2 separate regions of the Homo sapiens genome follow, and region 2 is linked to region 1. Evidence: chromatin loops called from intact Hi-C (ENCODE). Cell type or tissue: Calu3. All regions are shown on one strand.

What was found. Peaks named below come from ENCODE experiments on the same cell type or tissue, not always from the same donor. Only the 100,000 strongest peaks of a DNase experiment are listed, where the experiment ranks them.
Region 2: it touches region 1 in a loop (1.9-fold over the local background); 2 of 110 quality-filtered maps call a loop at or near these places.

What each region holds. Positions count from the first base shown.
Region 1 is chr5:112,224,100-112,232,099 of GRCh38, forward strand. All of the region lies in intron 12 of EPB41L4A (erythrocyte membrane protein band 4.1 like 4A), which reads right to left. LOC101927023 (a long non-coding RNA gene) reads left to right here and starts at 4,184. Exons shown (of 4, transcript NR_110559.1): 1 at 4,184-4,253. In Calu3, no CTCF peak of the experiment used is centred here; a DNase peak (open chromatin) is centred at 4,752.
Region 2 is chr5:112,335,314-112,343,313 of GRCh38, forward strand. The region is part of intron 1 of EPB41L4A (erythrocyte membrane protein band 4.1 like 4A); the gene reads right to left. Among named protein-coding and RNA genes, the nearest start is that of EPB41L4A, 80 kb to the right of the region's middle. RefSeq lists a silencer at 3,745-3,945. In Calu3, no CTCF peak of the experiment used is centred here; a DNase peak (open chromatin) is centred at 3,458.

The sequences.
Region 1 (8,000 bases):
TGCCACTGCGTCCGGCTAATTTTTGTATTTTTAGTAGAGACAGGGTTTCACCACGTTGGCCAGGCTGGTCTTACACTCCTGACCTTGTGATCCACCCACCTCAGCCTCCCAAAGTGCTGGGATTACAGGTGTAAGCCACCGCATCCAGCCTGAGATGTTTTAAAGAATTGGCTAGAAGGTTTTTCCAAACACAAAAAGTACTGTGTATTTCCAATGGCAAAACTACATTTTATAATCTGGGAAGATCTTTTTCACAACTTTGCAAGACTTTTGAAATGGTAAAAACCCATATACTTAAAAAAAAAACTTTCTAAAATTCCACTGTATCTATTTTTCATATTTGGTCCTTCCAACTCTGTGGGCAGGTAAGTCAGACAGAATAAAGGAATTTTAGAAAGAAGAGGAATCTTTAAAGCTTACATACCCAATTATTGTATTTTATGGATAAAGGGATGAAAGCTGAGAATGCTGAATGACAAGTTACAGGTCACAACCAAGGCAGACCAGGAATTCAGGGCTACTCAAATCAGGTACAACTTTCACACTCTTTTTTTTAAGCTCCCCTACCACCCCACTAAGTCGCTTCTCAATTAAATGGCTTAAATAATCAGTCAAGAGGTAATTTAAACATCCCTCAGAGCAGAGGTTCTTACAAAGGAGAGAGGGAGGGACCACAGACTTGGACCATAACTCAGTCAATGGTCTAATTCTGATCTGTGCACTTGGAAAAGAAGAGCCACAATCACACTTTTGCCAAAACAAAGCTCCTCCACCATATTTTCAGAAATCATCTCCATAGCCACCCATATAACAATTCTAGGTCAGAATGTCTTGTTCTAACCCTTTTGTATGAAAATTTATACTAACTTCTTCCTTTTTCTGACCCAGAAGAAATAAACAAAAACTTCACAATACCCGTCAAAGGCCGGATAGATGTGAGAGCTATTATTATGTTACTGTCTTTTCCCAGTTTCTTTACCCTCTCTTTTCCCAAACATTCCTCCTTGCTAAGTGATTCTCATCCAGACATCCTCCACATTCTAGAACTTGCTACACCTGCAAATCATCACTTCTTTGGGTGAAAAACACAAAGCGTCCTCTACTTCATTTAATCCAAAGACTCTATACCATGAGTCTTCCTCATGAAATGGAGCACCCTCTGGCTTGAGGACTTATATGCCATCTTATGTACTTTAATCCTGGACTTATGCCCCTCTCCTTGAAGACTCTGGTTGTGTCTGCTATAACACAGGAGAAATTCCTAACATTTGAGTTTTGTACAATTGATCTTATATTGCTCTTTCTCTGTAAATCACAATGATCTAGGGTAAGAACAATGTCTCAGCTCTGAGCTTATTGAGAATGTCTCTATTGGAAATGTGGATGAGCATTTGTGAACTTCATGCATTCATGACAGTAATCTGTAGGGCTTTTGAAAAGTGCTTGGTAAAAATTCAAATGAAAATAAATCTCTCTCCCACTGCCAATCCCCATTCTCTCAGAAACGCTTCCCAAAGGCCACTACTGTTACTAGTTTCTAATGTATCCTGCCTGCAAGTATTATCTGCATGCATACTTTCCCACCCAATTTGTCTTTGTATATAATGGTAACACATTAAATACTACCGGGCCCCTCTGCTTCTCTGCCCCCACCATTTATATACCATATCCTGGAGATCATTTCGTATCTGTACATACAAATGTAACACATTCTTTCTTAGTCTTTCGTCTCTATATTGTAGACTGTAACTGACCTGTGTTCATATCTCAGCTTTGTGACTCTGTACAAGTCTCAGCCTCTGCTTTCTCACCTAAACATTGAGAATTACAGCATCTTCTAAAAGAGTAAGCTACTATCTGCAGAGTGTCTAGCACAGTGCCAAGCACATGGTAATGCTCAGCGATCATTAGTCCTGACATTCCTCTCCTTTGGTGGGCTCCTCATGGGGCCTGGCCTTTCATAGCAGATACTGTGGGACTATGGAATCAGATTGACACAAGCTCCAATCCTGCTCTCAGATTTCTTGTAACAGAGACATGGTATTTCATGTGGGGCAGAGGCTGGGGAACATATATTACTTTATTAGGCCAGTTTCTTTCTAATGGATATTTAGGTAGTTTCCAGTCTCTGTGATGACAAACAACACAGGAGTAGTTCCGCTGATATTATAGAAGTGACGTATTTGATCTAATATCTTCCTGGACAAACTCAGAGATTGGGGACTTGCTTTTGAATTCCCTGATCCAGAGCCACAGCTTCTGTGCGCTCCTCATTCAACAATTTTGCTTCCCCTCTGGGAGCCCTTTCAGCTTTGCCTTTTCTTTGTCTTCTCTGTTCCTATTGTCTGCTTAACATGAAAAATGCACTCAGGTAGGCCTGGCAGCTAATTACTTCAAATAGGGGAAACCACCTTACATAGAAGATGGAATGATTAACTGTGTGAACTTTAAAATTATCACACAATGTCATCACTGTTAATGAACACACTGTAAGAAGTTTGTTCTTTCCAATTCATAGTCATAGAAAATCCCAAGAGGGCTGGAGAGCAGTGAAGATCTGAGGTGGGGAGGAGAGGAGGGTAGAGATGTTGGTGTAAAAAAAAAAATCAGAGAAGAAAAATGGCTTGAACAAATACTAGATGATTCCATTTATATGAAGTACTAAAGTAGTCAAAATCATAGAAACAAAGTAGAAAGACGATCACCAAGAGCTGGGGAGAGCAGGAAGGGGTAATTGGTGTTTACGGGGTATAGTTTCAGAGTCATAAGATGAAAACACTCTAGAGATTGGTTGTACAACAATGTGAATATATTTAATACTATTGAACTTACTCTTAAAATGCTTAAGATGGTAAATTTAATGTTATGGTTTTACCACAATGAAAAAAAAAAAAAAGGCTTGGACTAAATGCTACTCTGAAGAGTAGAAACATAGTAAGAAAGACACTTCCTAACTCTGTGATCCTGATACTGCTCCCAACAGCTGCCCTGGGGTGCTAAAATCTGTAGGCAGGCAGGACAGAAGAAACCTTCACATAGTATGCTCTGACTGGCCCAGTTCTTCACACTCGATTTATACTGAATGTTCTAGATTTAAGTGAGAGTGTCCAATTTCCTTTCCAAGCCCCTCTCACTGTACTTGAATGGCCTCTCCTTACCCCTCACTCTCAAAAGCCCACAGCACCTCAACATAATAACATCATCCTTTGTATATGAAGTTCATGCCATTACAGCGAATATACCTCAGACATTGACAGATGGATTCACAGTGGTCCACACTGTGAATAGAAAGACATCCTTTTGGTTTAGGAGAAGGAAACTAAAGTGTACCAAGCCTCTACAAGTTCTGACAAGATACTCAGCCCATTTCAGACACATCCCCATGACAGCAACTCATCTGACAGATGAAGAAATCAAGGCTCAAGCTGGCTAAGTGACTTTATAATATTACATGTCTAGTACATGGATTACTGAAGCTGAACCAGCAAAGTACCAGGATCCAGCTTACTGGATCGCACTGATACATCCGTCTCTATTCAGATAACTCACCTTTCCTCTGCCTTCAAAACACAGATTTGACTGCCACAAGCCACACTGAGGTTCTGCTGACTTGCATCTGACACAATGTGCCAATCAGAGGAAGTGTTCAATAAATAACTATTGTTTTGACATTGCTATTTCTTAGCAGCCCAGAGCTATACTTCATCAAATGAAACTGTACTTCATTATATCGAATAATTTCTCTGTCTTCCCTGCTTTGACTGCACCTACCTTGGGTCAACAATAGATGCTGGTTAGCTACCCTCAGGGGAATCATTCACTATGGGGGGTCCAGAGCTGTGTGGCACCATCATCCCCTGGAGTTGGCCCACTGACCTACTAACTACAAAGTGCTCACGTCTGGAGTAATGGAGTGTTTGAATCAAACATAGTCGTGATTGCTGAGGATGCTGCAGAAACATAGTGTGAGCCCCAGGGCAGATGGAGTCACCTGTCACATGGTAGATCAACCACTCACACCAGCTCTGTCAAGGGACAGAGTTTCCAGGGAAGCAGCCCTCAAGCCAAATCTGTTGATCAGAAATGTTTAACTTAGCACACAAAGTCTTCTTATAATAAAATTAATTGCTAGTATTTCAAATTCTAGGAAGTTCACATGAACATCCAGATTTTGTACTTCTCTTGAAACACTGGAAGATACATCAACACTAGGTCCACTCCGCTGCACAGAAACAACTGGCTTGGTCCAAGCGGTAAGTAGCTGTCCTCTTGCACACTGTGCACAAACCATCCTCTCAGAAATCATTTTCACAACCCCTTATGCACTCTGTTTGCAGCCCCTTCCACAGAGGCAGAATGGGAATGCCAAAAATGTCATCTTATCTTGCTTTGCAATAGTTCAAAGATTATGCTGCAAGTATTTGTGTGTTCAGTGAGATATTTTTAAGAACTTAAAATGCTGCATCAGATAATCAAAGCCTTGTGTATCCATCCCAAATGGCTTCACCCATTACTTTTCTTATAGCTAATTATGAATTATATCCAAATATTCTGTCTTCATTGCCTACTTACAGCAGAGACGATCTCCTTTGACAGGAATCCAACTGTGTGAGTTGCCAAGAACTTGTCAGAGAGAGGGTTGTAACAGGAGGGCACTTTTTCCTCCTGCCGTCCCTTTTCTGGCTTTACCCAAGCTCCTCTGAGGCAGTTTAGACTTGCAGGAATGCTCTGGCTGCCTGCCCTGATGCTGACCTCCTCTGGGTGGGGAAGCAGGCAGCTGGGTGCAGGGCACTTGATTCTGGAATGTACTTCCTCATAAAGGTGCCAGGGCCTGCACTTGGCAAATTCTAAACACAATGGCTTTTTAGCTGCCAGGGCATTTATTACTCCTGATTGAGAGGTGAATAAACATGCTTTTTAAACTTACAGACAACTGGGATGCAAGTTAAGGGGACTAGTCATCTAGTTTGATTGAATTACTTTAACTTCGGAATTAAAAAGAAAGGTCTTCTAAAGTAAAAACTCATTTAGTATAAATTAATGATACAAACTAACAAAAAGTAATAACCCCCATCACGACTTTTTAAAAAATTATATACAAATGTTTTGTGTTTTTTTTGAAACACATCACATTTATTCATTTGCATATTTTCAGTGACACTATTGTGCTACAAATGGCAGAGGTGAATAGTTACATCAGAAACCACATGGCCTGCAAAGTCTAAAATATTCATTATCTGGCCCTTCGTGAAAAACGTTTGCCTATTCCTACTCCACTAAATAACTCTTGTGGGGTATTTTTATTTATTTATTTATTATTTTTATTTCAATAGTTTTAGGGGAACAGGTGGTTCTTGGTTACATGAGTAAGTTCTTTAGTGGTGACTTCTGAGATTTTGGTGCCCTCATCACCCAAGCAGTGTACACTGTACCCAATGTGTAGTCTTTTATCCCTCACCCCCTCCTACCCTTCCCCCAAATCCCCAAAGTCCATTATATCATTCTTATGCCTTTGTGTCCTCATAGCTTAGCTCCCACTTAAAAATGAGATCATATAATATTTGGTTTTCCATTCCTGAGTTACTTCACTTAGAGTAACGGTCTCCAGGCCAGGCACGGTGGCTCACACCTGTAATCCCAGCACTTTCGGAGGCCAAGGCAGATGGATCACGAGGCCAGGAGATCAAGACCATCCTGGCTAACATGGTGAAACGCTGTCTCTACTGAAAATACAAAAAGTTAGCCAGGCATGGTGGTGGTCGCCTGTAGTCCCAGCTACTTGGGAGGCTGAGGCAGGAGAATGGTGTGAACCCAGGAGGCAGAGTTTGCAGTGAGCCGAGATCACGCCAGTGCACTCCAGCCTGGGAGGCAGAGCTAGACTCTGTCTCAAAAAAAAAAAAAAAAAGAATAATGGTCTCCAACCTGATCCAGGTTGCCACGAATGCCATTATTTTGTTCCTTTTTATGGCTGAGTAGTATTCTATAGTGTACATAGTAATATAAACACCACTTTTCTTTATCCACTTGTTGGCTGATGGGCATTTAGGCTGGTTCCATAGTTTTGCAAATACAAATTGTGCTGTTATAAATATCGTGTGCAAGTGTCTTTCTTATATAATGACTTCTTTTCCTCTGGGCAGATACCCAATAATGGGATTGCTGGATCAAATGGTAGCTCTACTTTTAGTTCTTTAAGGAATCTCCATACTATTTTCCACAGTGGTTATTCTAGTTTACATTCCAACCAGCAGTGTAAAAGTGTTACTTTTCACCATATCCACACCAACATCTATTATTTTTTTTATTTTTTAATTATGGTCATTCTTGCAGGAGTAAAGCGGTATCTCATTGTGGTTTTGATTTGCAATTCCCTGATCATTAGTGATGTTGAGCATGTTTTCACATGTTTGTTGGCCATTTGTACATCTCCTTTTGAGAACTGTCTATTCGTGTCCTTTGCCCACTTTTTGATGGGTTATTCATTTTTTTTCCTGCTGATTTCAGTTCCTCGTAGATTCTGGATATTAGTCCTTTGCTGGATGCATAGTTTGCGAATATTTTCTCCCAGTCTGTGGGTTGACTGTTTACTCTGATCATTTCCTTTGCTGTGCAGAAGCTTTTCAGTTTAATTAGGTCTTATCTATTTATTTTTGTTTTTGTTGCATTTGTTTTTGGGTTCTTGGCTATGAACAGCTTTGCCTAAGCCAATGTCTAGAAGAGTTTTACCGATGTTATCTTCTAGAGTTTTTATGGTTTCAGGTTGCAGTGAACCAAGATTGGACCACTGCACTCCGGCCTGGGTGGCACAGTGAGACTCTGTCTCAAGAAAAAAAGTCAGGATAAAAGCAATTCAAAAATCAGACTGAAAGGTGGTCTCAGCAAAGTCTTAAATTTTAACACAGCACTATTTAATCCTCTTTTTAGAATAAAAATGATGAATACACACCACTGTTTAAAATATATAAATAGTCATGAATGCTTAAAGATATCACTACAAGAATATTCACTTTAGAGCTATTTATGGTTTTCAAATTTTGAAACAGCTTAAATATCCAAGAATTAAAGATTGGTTGAATTGTCACATCTCTATATCTATACAGCAGAAAATCATACAGATATTAAAATGGCATTGTTTAGGAACATTTAAACATATCCATGAGGTATTATTAAGTAAGAAAAGCAAGTTGAAAACCCATGATTGTACCACTTGTGTGAAAAAGATATACAATTGACCAAAAGGCTGTATAATACAGTGCTACTACAAGTAGAATGGAGTTGAATATAAAAGTTTTTTTCTTTCTTTTTGGGAGAGAAGATTCTAAGTTTTCTAAATTTTATAAAATAAGCATGTGTTTTTGTAATAATAAAAGCATAATACATTCCACATTTTAAAAAGATCCACCTGGCCGGGCGCGGTGGCTCACGCCTGTAATCCCAGCACTTTGGGAGGCCGAGGCGGGTGGATCATGAGGTCAGGAGATCGAGACCATCCTGGCTAACAAGGTGAAACCCCGTCTCTACTAAAAATACAAAAAAGTAGCCGGGCGCGGTGGCGGGCGCCTGTAGTCCCAGCTACTCGGGAGGCTGAGGCAGGAGAATGGCGTGAACCCGGGAGGCGGAGCTTGCAGTGAGCCGAGATTGCGCCACTGCAGTCCGCAGTCCGGCCTGGGCGACAGAGCTAGACTCCGTCTCAAAAAAAAAAAAAAAAAAAAAAAAAGGATCCACCTGCCAGGCACAGTGGCTCACACCTGTAATCCTAACACTTCTGGAGGTCAAGATGTAAGGATTGCTTGAGGCTGGGAGTCTGAGACCAGCCTAAACACAGCAAGACCCCATCTCTACAAAAAATAAAAGATTAAAAAAACATTAGCCGGGCGTGGTGGCGTATGCCTGTAATCCCAGCTACACAGAAGGCTGAGGTGGGAGGATTGCTTGAGCCATAAGTTCAAAGCTACTGTGAGCTATGGCCACAACACTGCATTCCAGACTGGGTGACAAGG
Region 2 (8,000 bases), 110 kb after region 1:
TTTTAAGCCTTATAAGAGGAAGATTAATCGATTTAACAGAAAAAAAGTGAACCTAATGTAGATGTATAAGCAGAAAATGTTTACCACTTTCTTTGAAATCTTACCAGATCTATATAGTTTAAGAGATACAGAATATGAGAAAAAGCAGTCCAGTAGGTTGAATGCTTCTAGACATTCATGTCTATTAAATCAGGCCCTCAAACTGGCATTTTCCAGATGGCCATTTTACCAAATTACGCCAGTCAGACATTTTTACGACTAGAACAGGATTTCTGGGCATGAACCTGACCATGGCTCTCCACCTCCACAGTCATTGCCTGATAGGAGGCATCTCCACTACTGCAAGTGCCTCCTAACTGGTGTCCCCATATCTACTTCTGCTCCTGTCTCCACAGAGCAGCCAGAGAGAGAGAATTTTAAGATGCAAACTTAACATCTTCTGGTTTAAAATTCTTCAATGGCATTCCAATATAATAAAAACAAAAACCAAATTATCTACACCTTGATCTCCAAGCCCTCTCTCCATGATCTAGTCATGACCCATCACAGCTGGTGTTTCTCTCCCCTCACTCTGAGGGTCCAGCCACTCTGGACTTCTTTCCACTGATGCTTCACACCTGCTATCTCCTTCGTCTAGAAACAGTACCGTCCCCCAGTCTTTTTTAATCCATCAGGCACCACCCTCACACGCCCTCAAAGTTGTGTTTCATGATTCCCTACACCAGGCAAGGAAAGGCCTCCTGGAGGAAATGAGAACTAACAAATGAGGAGGGTTTGGATAAGTGGGATGGGAAGGGTCTTCCAAGAAAGAGGGAAACACAAGTGAAGGCACAAAGGAGTATGAGAAAGCAGTCACACATTACTAGTTCAAGGAGCAGTGGCAAATCCAGAAACAAACACATTTTAAGTTAATTTTAAGACCAAAGATGGATGGGGAGGGGGCAGTGGAAATTGAACCTGCATCGACTTGTTTGAGAAAGTGCAGGTCAAAAAGCTTCAAAGTGGGCTGTTCAGAGTTAGGTGGAGTAAGGCGCTTTCCTCTGCATGTCACTGGTTGGGGGCGGGAGTTCAATTCCAGAGTATGAAATAGGAGGCCTGTGGCATTATTCTTTCCTGTGTTCCAGAAGGCAGATTTCCTCATCCCGCCAACCCCTTTAAAAGGCTTCAAAGTGGGGTGATTCTTTACCCTGTACACATTATACTGTGGTGGTCATTAGAGCTGTTCGCCAAATACTTCCAGTGGTACAAGAGCACTTTCCTGGTCCCCTTGTGATTGGGTGGGGCCCTGTAATTAGGGCTTACCACTGAGTGGATCCAAAATGCAAAACCAAAAAGTTAGTCAGGGTGTGAGAGGCAAAAGTACAGAAAGGAGATGATGACAACATCCAAAGGCTTGGTGGCTGTGCCACTGAGATACAAGGTCAGAAAGCTAGAAAGAGAAGATTTTTAGCTGCAGAAATAATGAGTAGGTGATAGCTTTCAGAATTGACAAATGTCCTAGAGGTATTTGGGGTCAATTACATGTCTTTCAACTTTCTCAAGGCCATGTCTAAAAACAATTTCTGATCTCTCAAGAGCAAAAGCATCTTTTCATTAGAGACTTCCCTTTTACAGTCTGTTCATATACCTTGCTCATAAGACAACAAATACAACCTGTCTGTAGTTATTTCACAGTGCCATTGAGAACCCAAACAACAACAGCTACCTGTCTGTATAGAAACAATATGCATTGTGGACATTAATCATTACCCCTCAGTGTTTACCTTTTGAGCCTGTCACGTGAAGGTTTTGTAAGATGCAATATTTCATCATTAATACTGATAATGCATGTGTACTGGGGCTCTTCAACCATATATAAATGAAATTTTATCAGCTTTTCCTCTGTAATTAATGAGATATCTAGCTACATATAAGTTTCTCTGAAATTCCATAATTTGATCATTACAAAGCCCAAACCCATCTGTTATAGTCAGCTTTGCCACAATTCAGTCTGGTCTAACACAATCTACTATAAAATCCGGTACCACATCCCCTATGTCAAACGTTTGCTGGGTATCTACCATATATCAACCACCGTGTTAAGCACTGTTTTATCAGTAATGCTACTAATAATTGCTAACATTTATTGAACACTTAAGATGTTCAGGCTCTGTTTGAACTGTTTCCATGCAGTATCTCAGTCATCACAAGATCCCCACAGACTGGTGAAACTCCTGTCTCCTTTCATAGACAAAAGGACGGAGGCTCAGAGAAGCAAAGTGATTGACCTAAGGTCACACAGTAAGTGGGAGGACAGCATAACCCCCGAGTTCATATTCCCTGCTACACCATATACAAGGATCCTAATTTCAATAAAGCATCTCCTGCCCTCAAGAGTGTTACAATACATAAGAAGTGATAAGGGCATCTAAACAAAAGCCCTATCTGACCCATATTGTAAAAAAAGTACTGGGGAAAAGGTGCTAGGAAAATTGAGAGGAGAAAGTGAACTCTTCTAATATGAGTGGTCAGGGCAGGCTTCTCACAGATGGAAGCCTTTGGGCCATTCCTTGGAAGTGAAAGTCAGGAGCGGGCATCCCTGGAGGACAGAACAGCAGAAACAAAGGTACCAATGACTGCAAGAAGGCACTGGGCACATGGAAAGACAAAAGAGGACCCCATTTGTCTGAGGGTGAGATATCTCCTAAATCGCTCGCCTTGCCTCCATCCCCTTAGGTTCAGGTCAGGCCTTCAACCTTCTTCCCATCCACATCCCTGCCTCTTACCCTCCAAAATGCCATGTGTCACCTTTTCTAAAACACAAGCAGTGTTCCTTGCCTTAAAAAATATGCCCATGAATACAGTGAAATTCCTCTGGCATGACATTTGAAGCTGACTTTACTAATCTCAGTCTTCTCACACCCCTGAGTATCCCATCTCATCTGCTCTCTAGCCAAACTAAACTGCTACCTTCCCATAGCAGATCAGCTTCTCAGACCCCTTCAAACCTTCAAAGAAGCTACTTTCTTTGTGGGGAGCCCTTTCTCCCTGTCTGCTGGTGACCCCCCTACCAACTCTTCTCTCGGCACTGTCTCAGACTGCCTGCCCACCTGCTCCGGCTCTCTCCAGCATGGCTGGCTCCCTGCTGTTAACCTGAACAAGCCCAATACATGGTCATACCAGGTCGCTGCACCTGTGCTCCCTCACCAGGAAGGCCCTTCAAACCATCAGGTATCCTATGATTTGTTTCCCCCACTGTCTGGAGATGGGGGAGGCTTCCTCTACCAGCGTATATAAAAAAGAACACCCCCCGCCACCACACACAAAAAGATACCTAGCTTTCCATTCTCTTCGTAGCAGTTATAACTTGACAAACACATACACACATTGTGTATTTGTTAACGGCCTCCCTCACCCTCTAGAACAGGGTTGGAAAACTACAACACATGGGCCAAATCTGAGTCACTGCCTAAGCATTTATTAGAACACACGTCCACTATTGTTTTACACATTGTCTGTGGCAGAGTCCAAGAGGTGCAACAGAGACCTAATGGCCCACAAAGCTCAAAATATTTATTGCCTAATCATTTACAGCAAAGGTTTGCCAACTACTGCTCAAGAATGGCTATCTCCCTCTGTCTCCTGCTGTGCTCACACTTTATCTCCAGACCATTTTGGCGCCTTACCTAGCATGCAGTAGGCACTCAGAGAACATTTGTAAATAAAAGAAAGTGACAGGGTGGGGGAGAATGAAGGGAGAAGAGCATATGAATGCAAGAGATACTGGAGGGAAAAATCAACAGGCCTGGCGACTGGGTTTAGGTGCCAGCGAAGAGAGCAGGAATTGCACAATAGGAGCTTTTCAAATGTGGCTGTGTTCCTTGGCCAAAGGATGAGATTCTAATCATCAAACCATAAACACAAGCTGTGAATCAGGGCTGGCTATCACACCACTGATGGGTTTAAAATAACAGTGTCAGGCTCCTTGACAAGGTCAGTCAAGGCCTGACAGCACTGCCCCCATAAATAAACTGGCTCCATTATTATAGGACTGAAGTATACAGTGGAGAGTCAAAGTTTTGGTAACCACAAATAACACACATAAATCTAAGTAGCTAACAATACAGTAACAAATAAATATATTTAAACAAGGAGATATATAGCTATAGATATATATATATCTATATATATATATATATATATCTATATATATATATAGATATATAGATATATATCTATATATATATATATTTTTTTTTTAGACAGAGTCTCATTCTGTTGCCCAGGCTGGAGTACAGTGGCCTGATATCGGCTCACTGCAACCTCTACCTCCTGGGTTCAAGCGATTCCCCCGCCTCAGCCTCCTGAGTACCTGGGATTACAGGCACACGTCACCATGCCCAGTTAATGTTTTTGTATTTTTAGTAGAGAGGCGGTTTCACCATGTTGGCCAGGCTGGTCTCCAACTCCTGACCTCAAGTAATCCACCTGCCTTCGCCTCCCAAAGTACTAGGATTATAGGCGTGAGCCACCACGCTTGGCCAAGCTTATAAATTTCAAATGCATAAATATTTAAGCAAATAATAACTTCAGACCTCATGGAAGAGACCTTTTAATTATTAATAAATATCACTCTCTGGGCTCACAGATGAGAAAACCAGGGCCTAGACTAGTTAATCACTCACGTCATGTCACCCAGTTGGTTAATAAGAGAAAGTTGGAACAGAGAACCAGAACTCCCGATTAGGGCCCCATGTGGTTCCCTCATATCCAATGCTCACAGCAGCATGAGAAAAGTCACGGAGGAGAGCCCATCGACCCCGCCCTTTCAACAAAGTGTTAAGGTCAGAGTCAAGTCTGCAAAAGATTGAGGGAGTGACGGAAGGAAAGGAAGATCTACCCAATTAGGAACCCCAGTGAAGATTTCTGGCTCTTATCCAACTTGACCTCTCTGTAGCACAGTGGTTCTTAAAACTTTAGGATGCATCAGAGTCAACCGATGGCCTTGTTGAAACAGACTGCTAGGCTCCACCCCCGGAGCTCCTAATTCAGCTGATCTGGAGTGGGGCCCCAAAATGCACGTTTAACAAGATCCCAGAGGATGCTGATGCTGCAGGTCCAGAGAACACATTTTGGGAACCACTGCTGTAGCATTTAACCATGACCCCTGCTTTGGCTTTTATCACACTTCTTATCTGCCTCTCTGGCCAACAGTTTGAGAAGGGTGGGAAGTCTTACTTAGATTACTTCCTTCAATAAGGAAATATTTTCTAGTTCTCATATAAAGACTAAATAGCAATAAAAACAGATCCCTGCTCTGTAGAACATCAATTTTTAAATGGATGTATAATAGCATATTAAGGTATTATTTTTACCTTTTATATTCGCTAGTTCTGATGTAACTACATGTACGTTTCTGCCAATTTTCTTTCGGTGATATGAATTTTGTTTATAAATGATCCATTTAAAAAGGACGTATATTGTTGCTCCTATGTCTACTCCCTGGATAGAGATTCAATTTCGACAGCAAGCCCAAAACATTCACTCAGCCCTATTGTAAACATAAATATATTTCATACATAAGTATCCATTTACATATACCCTTCGACCTTTCCACCTACTGTTCACAATGCAGGGATTTTTCTTTCCCTCTATCAAACAGCCACATGGCTTAGTCCCTTACTTCATTCAGATTTCTGCTCAAATGTTACCTTCTCTGGAAGGTCCTCTGCAAGCACCACTCCATAATAGCAATCCTCCCCACACGCCATCTCTCCTATCCCCATCACCTACTTTGTTTTTCTTTACGTTTATTGTATATTAATGTTTTCACTGTTTAATTGGTCTCCTTCCCATGAGAATGAAAGCTTCATGGGAACAGGGACTTTTCAGTTCATTGCTCTGTCCCCTGAGCCTGGTATGCAGGACACTCAAATTTTAATTAAATTGTTGAATGAATGCTTATCAACTTCCAAAAATCCCACATATAACTGTGTTTGATTATAATGCCTTAACCTTCCTAAAACTGATACAAATGTTTCTTACTCCTCTCATAACCAGTTCTTCAATGAATAATTTTCCAAAAACATACTGTGTGTGTATGTATTGTATTCGGTACCGTTGGTCCAAAAATTATTTTAATAGCAGGGATCATCAAATGTAGCTTTAAAGTATCTGATGCTTTAACTGTCAACTGAAATATCACAGCAATAGGATCCTCTGAAACCAATTTCATAACCTCACAAATCAGCAAGGCAGATGAACCATTAAAAACATCTTTGTTGATGGTTCACATCCAACAATCCCAAAAGAAAGTAATTTTAAAAATTAAAAGCTTGGCCAGGTGCAGTTGCTCACGCCCATAATTCTGGCACTTTGGGAGGCTGAGGCAGGTGGATCACTTGAGTCTAGAAGTTCAAGACCAGCCTGTGCAACATGGCAAAACCCTGTCACTATTTAAAACACACACACACACACACACACATACACACACACCCCAAAAGTTGTATTGTTCATCCATAACTACGTCTTGAATAACACTCTAAACATAGAGCCCTGTATCAAAAAGAAAAATGGAAAAAATATTTTTGGACAGTAATCCCAAATCCTATATATAATCTTAGCTTATGAGAAGACAGTATAACAGTATTAAAGGTACAAATTAAATGTGGGGAAATTTCTTCAAATAACTATATTTAAAGTCAAATAAAACCATTTCCTCCTATAGAATGGATCAAGAGAATTCACGAAACATTATGCAACTAGAAACTGTAAAACTCTGTCACAGAAATATATTCTTGGGAGACACAAACTAAAACATATTAAAATCTTCCCTTTTATAAAAAAGAAGTTAACAAATAACCATTTTTATAAAAGACAAGATACTGGGTAATGAAGAGAAATACTATACACAACATGTATGATCAGACAACCATGATGACTGGACGTGATAACATGCTATCCCAAGTGGCTCACCAATTTCCATTCCTGTCCTGTCTTTGCTCCTTTTCCCACTGAATTACAGAAACATGAAATTTATCTTATCACTGGTCTTTCCTGATAACTTTTCTAAAGCATTCACAGAATGCTTTATTCATAGAAATTGTGCTCAGCACAATCCAGTGTGGTGGGCTGGAGGTAACAGGCAGTCCTGACAAGTAGGTGTGCTGGTGGCAGATTTTACAGAGTTGCAAAAGCACCAGGCACATTTTCAAGGCCCTTTTATCAGCCAGGCCAATTTCCCCACGTGATGCATTAGTTACCAGTTTAATCCAATACATGTGAAATGCATTAGAGCTGAGGGTCTATTGTTCCTAGTCGAGCAAGAGCAGTCAGCAGTCAGCAGCCAGCAGCAGGAGCAACTGCCTCCATGGCCACCTGGGTTGAAGAAGTAAGCAGATCAGACCCAAAGGGGTGGACTTCATAAGAGAGCACCACTGAGACTCTCGTAGGTCACTTTTATGCTGCCAGTTGGCAGACTGGCATACAAAGTAAGAAAATTCCATCGTGCACAGATACACACGTTTTGTAGTAAATTGCTACACTTCTGAGGCATTCACTCCCAAGCACACATTTCAGCAGTCAATCTTGTCACCATAAACAAATCCCTTATAACCTAGAAACTATGCAAAGTACTTTGGATAGAACGGTTTCTAAACAGGTTTCTTAGAGGATTTCTATAATGTACAACTGACTTTAAATGAAAAGTGTCATATTCAGAATGTGGCCGATAGAAATAGATCCCATTTGGAAGCAACTAGCATACAAAGCACAAATAAGAATTTGGGAATAACAGACAGTTGGCTTTACAGAGAGGTATACACTTTCCATAACAGTTTTTTACATTAAGGGTTCTCAAGTGCTTTGAAGCATTAATTGATTCCATTCTCCCAACAGCCCCCGAAAAACACTTGGTCAAATTTAGGTTCATAATTTCAAACACATCCTAAGAGGCAGCTAAAAATGAGTTTCTCAGTCCTTCTGCTTAAGAAGAAATATATAGTATGGAGACAAGGTACTAC